Linked DNA regions of Homo sapiens: region 1 is linked to region 2. A link is a contact called in ENCODE Hi-C data. All regions are on one chromosome and are shown on one strand. Each heading gives the region's core, a stretch centred on a gene start or an enhancer-like site at or near the end of the contact. The rest is flanking DNA. Distances are from core to core; before and after follow the strand shown. Region 1 overlaps RNF103-CHMP3 (RNF103-CHMP3 readthrough). Region 2 has its middle 44 kb from the start of KDM3A.

Region 1 (5,790 bases), core at 1,267-3,766, 280 kb after region 2:
CAGCCCCTTGTTCAAAAATTACTAAGAATTTCAAAATGGTAACAAGTGAGCATTACACCAAACACAGGGCCCTTTGGAGTACAGGGCCCTGTGTGACAGCACAGATCATAGGCCCATGAAGCTGGCCCTGCCTTGAAGGCAGGTAACCTAGGGTGGGACACACTTCTTTGCCAAACTGAGGTCTAGGAGTCTCAGCTGTGTTTTCCCCAAACCTGGTGCTCATTGTGTAGGCCCTGAACTCTTACCTCGTTAACACCAGCTGTGATTCTGCCACCTCCAGAGCACTGCTGCCCTGCTTCTTCAGGCCCTCCTCAATTTTTTTAATCATCTAAGGCTGGGTTCCCTGGAAGGAGAACCTGAAACAAGGATTTGGATTTAATAGTTTATTTGGGAAGTTGACCCAGAAGAAAGAGTGAGAGATAGGGGCAGCCGATGAGGGAAAGAGTGCAAGGCAATGTATAGATATATAAGTGAGCTGGACGCTGCTGACCACTGCTACTAGCGATTACTGCTGGAGTCAGAGGTGAGGCCAAGGGGATTTAAAGCGTTGAAAGTGAGGCACAAAAGGTATCCCTTACAATGCTTCCCAGACTTCAGTGTGCACCAATCACATACGGATCTTGTTAAAATGCAGATTCTGATTCAGTAGGTCTGGGTGGCACCTGAGATTCTGCATTTCTACAAACTCCCAGGTGCTGCTGGTGCTGCTGGTCTGTAGGCCACATTTTGAGCAGCAGGGCATGACACCATTACCTAGATGCACCTCAGCCTCAGCCCTCAGCCTCTCCTCCTGTCTTTCCAAGGGCTCAGACTTGGTATCCAACCTATTAGCACACAGAGACCTGGCTGCCAAGGATGGGGAAGGAGGCAGAGTTCCCTTTCTGTCTACAAGCTAGAAGACACATGATACTTAATTTCCTCATCAGGTTACCGGGACAGGTCTGTTTTGTAAAGATAACACAGGTGGCACTATGAGGCATGAAAAAGAACCACAGAGAGAGAGAGAAGGGCAGTTATAATCAGACAAGCTGATGAAGGCTGAATTGGGGCCCTTTGGGGATTAGAATGGAAGCAACCAGAGAGACTTTCCAGGAGTTGATTCAGTTGGCTGAGAAAGCCAACTGGATGTTAGCAGGAAAGTGAGAAGGAACAAAGTTCCAGAGTTTTGACCCTGGGATGTGGTTGGAATGATGAGGGTGCTATTACCAGAAGCAGATGGAGAGCAGCAACAGCTTGTGGGAGGAAAGGAATTCAGTTTTAGCCACATTAGGTTTTAGGAGCTGTATATCCATATATCTAGGACAAGTCCTAGGCATCTATCTAGGCAAGAAGAAATCAAATCAAAATGGTAAAAGAAATACAATAATGGGCATCAAATGAGTTCAGATATGAAGTACAAAGGTTTTCTAGAAATAAGAATGTGAGGCCAGGCACAGTGGCTCACGCCTGTAATCCCAACACTTTGGGAGGCCGAGGCAGGTGGATCACCTGATGTCAGGAGTTCGAGACCAGCCTGACCAACATGGTGAAACCCTGTCGCTACTACAAATACAAAAATTAGCCGGGCGTGGTGGCAGGTGCCTGTAATCCCAGCTACTTGGGAGGCTGAGGCAGGAGAATTGCTTGAACCCAGGAGGCGGAGGATGCAGTGAGCTGAGATCGTGCCATTGCACTCCAGCCTGGGGGACTACAGCGAGACTTTGTCTCAAAAAAAAAAAAAAAAGAAAAGAAAGAAAGAAATAAGAATGTGAGGACAAATGTTCACTGAGTGGAAGAAAACTAAAATAATGTAGTGTGGAGAGAGCTGTTTCGGTGGCATAGGGTAATGCTACTCAGAAGTCTAGGGGAAATAAAAAAAAACCTTTGCTTATAAGCAGGTATGTAGCATTTTCTTCTATAACAACCCATGAAAAATCTTTTGGAAAATCTTTGTGCAAAGCTTCCAAGAAAGCCGATCTGGTCCTTGCCATTGTCTGCTTTGTTGTTAAATATAGAATCTGAGGCTCTGGACTTGCTCATCTGGTATCTTTTATGAGTACTGCTTGTACATAAAATATTCTTCTGTGTCCCATTTAGTGTAGTCAAATGAATATATTTAGGCATGCGAGGTTTTTTTCCCTTAGGGCTTTTTTTAAACTGACAATTTTATGAGGAAAAAATTCATACCTATAAAACAACCTGCTACAGCTTTTTTGGATGTTTCTCCAATCCTTATCAGTGTAAACATATATGATGTACATCTTCACTTTAAGATTGGCTGTGAATCATTGGTGTGTAGACTGTTTAATGACCACATATTCCTCCCATCCCTTTTCTTATCCCCCTTCACCCTAGCTTCACCTCAGCCTCAACCCTCAGCCTCTCCTGCTGTCTCTCCAAGGGCTCAGACTTGGTGCCCAACCTATTAGCACACAGAGCCCTGGCTGCCAAGGATGGGAAAGGAGGCAGAGTTTCCTTTCTGTCTGCAACCTAGAAGACACATGGTACTTAATTTCCTCATCAGGTTACCTGGACAGGTCTGTTTTGTAAAGATAATACAGGTGGTAGTATGAGGCATGCCACCTAGAGGTGAAGTTGATTGCGTCTCCTCTTGAATCTCTGTTGGTCTTATGAACGGCTTTGCCCAACAGATTGTAGTTTCTGCTCTTGCCCTCCTGCAATGCTGCTGTCGTCATGTGAAGGAGCTTGGAATAGCCTCCTTGCTATGACAGACCATGTGGAGACAGAAAGGCCCACTTTCAAACACCAGACATGTGAGCAAGGCCTTTTTATACCATCCAACTTGAGTTGAGCTACTAGATGACTATAGTCACAAGAGTAAACCCAGACCAGGCCAACCAAGAGACCATTTAGCTGAGCCCAGCCCAAATTGCTGACCCACAGAATTGTGGGTAAATAAAATGGTTCTTGTTTTAAGTCATTAACTTTTAGGTAGTTTGTACATAATAATAGATAACTGATATAATTTGGTATCTGATATTTGCATTCTGATTTTGGAATCAACATTAATTTTTATATAATTTTTCATGTATTGAATAAGTTGTAAGATAATTTAAAAAGACCATACACAGTTCTATTATATTATCTTACCATACTTTACTTAAACTTTTCGCAATAATTGGACTTTTGGTTTATATAGAGTTTTTCATTTTTATGGATAATATTGTTCTAAACGTATTTGTACAAATGGTTTGTAAATTCTTTCCTGTTGATTTCTTAGAAAAATTTCTTACCAAAAGTGAATTAGTAGAGGAAAGAATGCCAAGTGTTAACTCTCTTTACATATTACTTGACTGCTTTCCAAAAGATTTTTATCAATTTATAGGGCAGCCAGCTGTGTACCTGTCTCCCTGTGCCCCCTCAGCAATTTTTTTTAATTTAGCAATATTTTTTTACCGAGGGGGATGGAGTTTTGCTCTTGTTGCCCAAGCTGGAGTGCAATGGCATGATCTCAGCTCACTGCAACCTCTGCCTCCCGGGTTCAAGCAATTCTTCTGCCTCAGCCTCCCAAGTAGCTGGGATTACAGGCGTGCGCCACCACGCTCGGCTAATTTTTTGTATTGTTAGTAGAAACAGGGTTTCACCATGCTAGCCAGGATGTTCTCAATCTCCTGACCTCATGATCTGCCTGCCTCAGCCTCCCAAAGTTCTGGGATTACAGGCGTGAGCCACCACGCCCTGCCTAATTTAGCAATTTTTAAATTGAGATGTGCTATGATCTGAAAGTTTGTGTCCCCCCAAAATCTGTATATTGAAATCGTAATCCCCAAAATGATGGTATAGGAGGTGGGGGCCTTTGAGAGATGATTAGGTCATGAGGTTAGAGCCTTGTGAATGGGATTAGTGTCCTGATGAAAGTGGCCAGAGAGATACCCCTTGCTATTTCTGCCATGTGAGGTTACAGCCAGAAGATCGTTAACCCTGAGAAAGCAGGCCCCCACCAGACACTGACTCTGCCAGTGCCTTGATCTTGGACTTCCCAGCCTCCAGAATTATGAGAAATAAATTCCTATTGTTTATAATCCACCTAGTTTATGGCATTTTGTTATAGCAACTCAAACGGACTAAAACAGGGTGTAACATATATGTGGCAAAGCATACAAATCTTAATTATATGGCTTGATTAATATCTACAGATAGAGATGGATAGATAGATAAATATACAGGCTCTGTGTAATCACCACCCATATGAAGATTCAAAACATTTCCAGCTCTCCAGAAGTTTCTCTTGTGCCCCTTCCTAGTCAATACCAGCTGCAGAAGTAACCACATTCTGACTTCCACAACCATAGATTAATTTTGCCTAATCTTGAACTTCACATAAATGGAACCATACTCTTGTGTACTCTTGCATGCCTGCCTTCTTTTGCTCATCACTATATCTGTGAAATCCATCCATCTGGTTGTTGCATATGGCAGTGGGTCATTCTTTTCATTACTAAGTGTTACTCCACTAAGTGAGGATGCCACCTTTTCTTTACCCATTCTTCATTTGACGGGCATATGTGTAGTTTTTCTTTTGATGTTATTAAACAATGTTTTTAAAAACTTTTTTCAATTATTTTAATAGCTCAATAGATGTGTGTTGGTGCCTTAGAGGTGATTCATTATTAATATCCTCAATTAGTGTTGGAGTGTAGCAGAGGAGGGACCAGGGACTAGTTTGAATGAGTGGGTGGGGAGCAGATGATAAAGGCTTTGTGAGCCATGCTGAGGAACTTGGACTTTGCAGCATGGACAGAGGGGAGTCACTGAAGGATTTGAAGCAAGAGAGGGAATTTCTCAAATTTGCATTTTAGGGAAATAACTCTGGCAGTGGGAAGGAGAATAGATGATTTGAGGAAAAGCCTGAAGGAGGAAGATTCCTAGGCAGAAGGCTAGGCAATAGCACAGATGAGAGATAAGCTGGGCCTTAGCTAATGTAGTGGCAACAGAACTAGTATCTGATGGGACTTGGGAGATGAGAAGGCAGGAGGCAGTAACTAAGGGTTTCTGCTGGGTAACTACGGTGGTGATAGGGTGGTGATACAGGCATGGACTAAAATAAGAAGTGAGGTTGGGGAGCAGGAAGAGACAATACATTGAGAAAGATGCCAAGGTTATCTTGGATATGTTGAATTTAAGATATCTGTGGCATGTCCAGGTGGAGCTACATAACGGCTGGATATGTAGCTCCAGAATTTGGGAAAGCAGTCCTATTAGAGATAGAGATTTCATCAGCACATGGTAGAAAATCCTGGAAGGTTGATGAGGTTAGTTAGAAAATCACTGAGGGCAAGAAGGTAGGCAGTGAAAAGGGAAGCCAACGAAGGAGGTAACAGGAAAGAAGTGGGTCTTAGAAGTCCAGGGGAGAAAATTTTAAAAAGGAAGTACCCACAGAGTGGGAGCCAGATTGCAGGGAGTTGAGGAGATGGAAGCAAGTCATTAGATTTCCTTTTTCAGAAACTGAGCTGCAGATAAGAAGAAAAATGATGGTGTCACGGCCGAGATCAACATCTTCTTCTTTTTTTCTTTTTTTTTGACCCAGGGTCTGTGTTGCCCAGGCTGAAGTGCAGTAGTGGCACAATCACAGCTCACTGCAGCCTTGACCTCCTGGGCTCAGGTGATCCTCCCATCTCCCACCTCAGGCTCCCAAGTAGCCAGGACTATAGGCACACCACACCATGCCAGCTGATTTTTTACTTTTTGTAGAGATGGGGTCTCGCTATGCTGCCCAGCCTGCAAGATCAACTTTTTTGTTTGTTTATTTTTTAAGCAATAGAGATATGAACATGTTTATAGGATGTGGAG
Region 2 (5,338 bases), core at 806-3,305:
CGAAGTAGCTTCCCAAAGGCATATTTATATCAGCCACCTGCAGAGTCCTTTCAGTGCACAGAGACAAATTAGATTCATCTAGCCTGGGCCAAGGTATAGGGCATAGAGTAGGGTAGGTAAAGGCAAGGATATCAGTGGGTCTTGGTACAGGATGATTTTGTTGAATTCCTAAGGACCACATTCTCAATGGTGATGCCCACATTATAATATATACTGAAGCAATTATTGATAAAATGATATAATTTCTAAAATTTGCTTTAAATTAGCCAGGAAGAGAGAAACCAGTGATGAAATAAGATTGGCCATGTGTTGATAACAGTTGAAGCCTAGTGATGAAAATATAGTTCATTATACTGTTTTTCCACATACTAAAAAGTAAAAAATATATTCTATTCACCATGGCAGACCACATTATGGGCCATGCACCTATCTTAGCAAGTTTAAAACAACAGAAACTACACAATATCTGCTCTCAGACTACAATAGAATTAAATCAGAAATTGATAAAAGAAAGATAGCTAGGGCCGGGCACGGTGGCTCACGCCTGTAATCCCAGGACTTTGGGAGGCTGAGGCGGGTGGATCACGAGGTCAGGAGTTCGAGACCAACCTGGTCAACATGGTGAAACCCCATCTCTACTAAAAACACAAAAATTAGCCAGGCATGGTGGCACGCACCTGTAATCCCAGCTACTCGGGAGGCTGAGGCAGGAGAATTGCTTGAATCCAGGAGGTGGAGGTTGCAGTGAGCTGAGATCATGCCACTGCACTCCAGCCTGGGTGACAGAGCAAGACTATGTTAAAAAAAAATCATTATTTTGTTGTAAATCCAATATTGTTTTAAATTATTTAAATGTCACTTTAAATGTTGTTATAAATCCAGTTCTCTTCACTCCGCATCAAACAAGGCAAGGTGTGATCACACAGACTATTTGGGGGTGGGTGGCTGTGGGTCGTCATCTCCACAGTGCTTGGTTTCTCTTCTCAAATCTACAGCTTGGAGTAGGTTGATTTCCCTGCCTGTTTCCCAGGGAAGCGTTGCACTACCCATATGGCAGCTTTCTCATACTCCCTGTCTGCATTCCTCTGTTTCCCTAAATGAATGGAATATCTTGGATGAACTACTGCAAGGTCCTTTGGGTCTCTCCCACACAGTTTTGGCTCACTGCAACCTCTGCCTCCTGAGTTCAAGCGATTCTCCTGCCTCAGCCTCCTGAGTAGCTGGGATTACAGGTGCCTGCCACCACACCTGGCTAATTTTTGTATTTTTAGAAGAGACTAGGTTTCACCACGTTGGCCGTGCTGGTCTCGAGCTCCTGATCTCAGGGGATCTGCCCGCCTCGGCCTCCCAAAGTGCTGGGATTACAGGCATGAGCCACCACACCTGGCCCGATAATTCTTTACTCCTAGAACTAACTTCCCAAGATGTACTATACACACACTCACTTCCCCCAACCCCCACTCAACATACACATACACAAGACTCACTTACTGCCCCATTCCCTGGAATTGGTAGCCTCTATCTCCAGAAATATGGGATGTGAGAATGGAGGGTATAAAAGAGAAGGGAAGTGTACAAAAAATGCACAAAGTGCATAAATAAATATCCAAGGGATTTAGAGGGTGGATTAAATGCCAGCTTTTGTTCTTCCTATGTTTTGTGTGTCTGAGCCCAAGGACAAAACCTAGATGGAAGAATCAAGCTTGCTTACTTACATCCAGCACTCAGAAGGCAAAGCTGGGGTTCGTACCAGGAGCTGTAGCTTGGGTGCTTTCCTCAAAATGGTTATATCTGCCTCATAATCAGATCCCAATTTATCTGTCTATTGATTGCCTGTTGGTCGTAGTTTTCAGTGCTGCTGCAAGATCTGGTTATTTTCTTCATCTTCGTGGACAAAACACTGGAGGCAGTATTTTGAGGACTGCTACTCCTTCCCATGCTATTCAATAAATCTCCCCCAGTTCAGTCAGAAACACTGAGAAGTTACCCTGTGCCAAGCCCTGGATCAGGTGGCACAGGCTCCATGATCATTGTGTATGGGTGAGCTCATAGTCTAGAGCCAGTGCCAGCCGTGGGACTCGGTTAATGCCTCAGCAAACCTCCTGGCTCTCTGCCCCCCACCCCCTTCGCCCTTCGCTGACTTTCCCTTCATGACCCTGGTCTTTCCGTTGTGCCCGTTTCTATTTGCATAGACAAATACTTTAGCTATGCACCTATCTTGATTCTAGAAACTTAGGCTGTGTTTCAAGAAATGGATTGTTGTGGTCTCCATTTTGCCTCTGGAGCAGTGCATAGTCCACAGGGAGGCAGCATAGTCCACAAGCCAGGGTCCATGCTGAATTCCAGATAGAGATAGCAGCTGTGTGGCCTTGAGCTTCATGTCTCCAGCTCCCTCATCTGTCAAATGGGGATAATAATGTGCACCTGATAGAATTTTGTGGTAAGAAAATGAGAGGAAATATATTACAACACAAAGCACAGTCCCTGAAACAAAATGAAAGCTGTATAATACTCTTTTTCTTCCCCATCTTATACATAATGTGAAAACATTCCCTAAAAAACTTGGTTTTGGTCGGGCGTGGTGGCTCATGCCTGTAATCCCAGCACTTTGGGAGGCCAAGGCGGGTGGATCATGAGGTCAGGAGATCCAGACCATCCTGGCTAACACGGTGAAACCCCGTCTCTACTAGAAAATACAAAAAATTAGCTGGGCGTGGTGGTGGGCACCTGTAGTCCCAGCTACTCGGGAGGCTGAGGCAAGAGAATGGTGTGAGCCCGGGAGGCAGAGCTTGCAGTGAGCCGAGATTGCGCCACTGCACTCCAGCCTGGGCAACAGAGCGAGACTCCATCTCAAAAAAAAAAAAAAAAAAAAAAAAAAGAAAGAAAAAACAACTTGGTTTTGCCAGTATGACCTGTGAAGCTTTTCTGTATTCCTAGAAAAGAGTATTGTGTGAGTTGGATGACTGTGTGTGTGTGTGCACGTACACTCGGTCACACATGCACACTCTCCAGGTCTGCTAAATGGGGAATGCTAAAGTTAGTCTATTTTTGTTTGTTTGTTTGTTTGTTTGTTTGAGATGAGGTCTCACTCTGTCTCCCAGGCTGGAGTGCAGTGGCGTGATCTCAAGATCTCCTCCTGGGCTCAAGTGATTCTCACACCTCAGCCTATCAAGTAGCTGGGATCACAGGTGCACACCACCATGCCCAGCTAATTTTTGTATTTTTTGGTAGAGACAGGGTTTTGCTATGTTGGCCAGGCTGATCTCAAACTCCTGAGCTCAAGCGATCCTCCCACCTTGGCCTCCCAAAGTGCTGGGATTATAGGCATGAGCCACCATGCCTGGCCACCAAACTTAGTCTGTGTGTGTATGTGAGTATGTGATGTGCATATGCTCGTGCACACTTGCATGCCTGTCTTGGAGAAAAGAAATGACTCAGTTAAATTTGATTCGGATAATTGTCTAATAAATTAGTCTTTAATCAATCAGCAGGTCTTCCTAAAACCCTCACTTGCTCTAGATGCCAAGAGGCACAGATTGATAGAAAATATATCTTCTGCCTACAAGGATTTGCTGGTCAAAACTCTTTAAATTAGCTTAGGCACAAGGGTAAAATGTATTGGCTCAGGGAGAAAGACTATAGAAAGAGTAGGTTCAGCTGGATCCAGGGCTTAAACCGCCAGGACTCTCATACTGTCCTTGGGGCTCTGTTCTTATCTCCTTGCTAGCTTTGTTTTCTTAGACTGGCTTCTCCATAAGATAAGGGATGTGGCCGTGGGCAGTCCCAGCATTACATCCACACCGTGTGCAACCACAGCTCTCCTTTCCAAGTTTGAATGATAAAAATCTAACAAGAAAACTCTGATTGGCCAGGCTTAGGTCATGTGTCAATTCCCGGCCCAAACCAAGCCCTTGGGAGTTAATACTCCACTTGTGTCACCTGCATTCACTGGTGGCCAGAACACAGAGTATCACAAATGGCAGACTCATGTGGCTAGGGGGCAGTTTCCCGGAAGAAGGATGTTGCTATTATGAGCAGATGAGATAAATAATTACCTACGACACAGATGCATGCTAAATTTTGCAGTGGAGGAAATTAAGTCAGTGAAATAGTAAGTCGGTATTTTTTGAATTCTATTTTGATGGTGTCGGTGATATATTTATATAACTTTTACCCAGTTGGAACAAGCTATTTGCTTTTTGATAATATAAATGAACCACTTTAGTCAAAGTTTCATAAAAAAGGTATATTGATCCAGTTATTTTCAGCAAATTACTGTGGTTTTACAGCTCAATGCATGCCCATGAGATGAGTATTTTCTCATTTACTTTATAGTAACCTTTGTTAAGAGACTTATTAAGTCATAGCTTGTGGTACAAAGAATTTAAGTCATCTCTCCTCTCTATTCCACAAATGTCTAGGGCTTCTTTCTTTTTTGACCACTAATGCCTATAATTTCCAGTATTAATATCTTCTGACATGAACACGATAACATGAATCTACTAGATATAAACAGATGTAACAGCCATGGAATCCATTAGTGATGCTTTCAGAAAAAGAAATTTGGGATCCCAGGATCTGTCCCAACATTTGTAATATCTTGGGATAGGACCAGAAATTATGCAAGACTAAATAGAAGGCATGGATGGTCTTGGACTTACATATGGACTCAACTTACTGAGGTGGTGGTGAAATGGGGAGAGAGTGAATGAGTCAAGAATTGCAGAGACAAGATCAAGAGGCCTTGGCAACTGCTTGGGAAGGGGAACAAAGTAGAGGGAGGAGCCTGAGATGACACTGAAGTGGGGTGGAGGAGCAACTCACAGAACTAGGAGACAGGGAGGGGAAGCAGGTTGGAGGAAGAGTCCATTCCAGACACGGTGAAGACGAGCTACCAGGATTTGTTGGTAATATGGGAGATTTGTTGGTAATGCGAGATTGAAGCTCAGGAGAGAAAACAGATACTGGCTGAGCCATGATGGCGAGTAAGATCAGCAAGTCAAAAAGTGTAGAGAGAGAAGAGAAGACAAAGGAACTTTGAGGAACACTCCCTTAGTGACTGGAGGAAGTACTTGGAGCCAGAGAAAGAAGCAGAGAAGGAGCATCAGAGAGAATGCAGACACTGGAGAATGCCGTGTCGCATTAAAGAGCTTTGGAAGGAGAGTGGCCCATGGTGTCAAATGTGAAGAGGAGCCTGAGAAGGAGTCCCTGAAGCCAAACTGGAAAGTCTCTGCTAGGTTGGTGCAATGGACTGAAAGTGTGTGTCCCCCCACCCCACAAATTCTTATGTTGAAGCTCTAATCCCAGTGTGATGATATTAGCAGTTTGTGCCTTTAGG

Evidence for each region. Hi-C counts contacts between places; a loop is a spot of excess contacts on that map. Pooled maps may share reads with other maps.
Region 1: a loop to region 2 is called in a map of Caco-2, with 30 times the contacts of the local background. The contact joins two enhancer-like sites. A Hi-C loop is called at or near these places in 2 of 168 maps with a recorded cell type or tissue (Caco-2 and Calu3) and 5 of 50 pooled maps.

What each region holds. Positions count from the first base shown.
Region 1 is chr2:86,673,280-86,679,069 of GRCh38, forward strand. All of the region lies in intron 2 of RNF103-CHMP3 (RNF103-CHMP3 readthrough), which reads right to left. Among named protein-coding and RNA genes, the nearest start is that of RMND5A, 44 kb to the right of the region's middle. Within about 2 kb of position 2,517, at least 4 of the 41 ENCODE cell types and tissues checked have a DNase peak (open chromatin) inside an H3K27ac peak, as active enhancers do.
Region 2 is chr2:86,394,321-86,399,658 of GRCh38, forward strand. No RefSeq gene overlaps it. Among named protein-coding and RNA genes, the nearest start is that of KDM3A, 44 kb to the right of the region's middle. Within about 2 kb of position 2,056, at least 3 of the 41 ENCODE cell types and tissues checked have a DNase peak (open chromatin) inside an H3K27ac peak, as active enhancers do.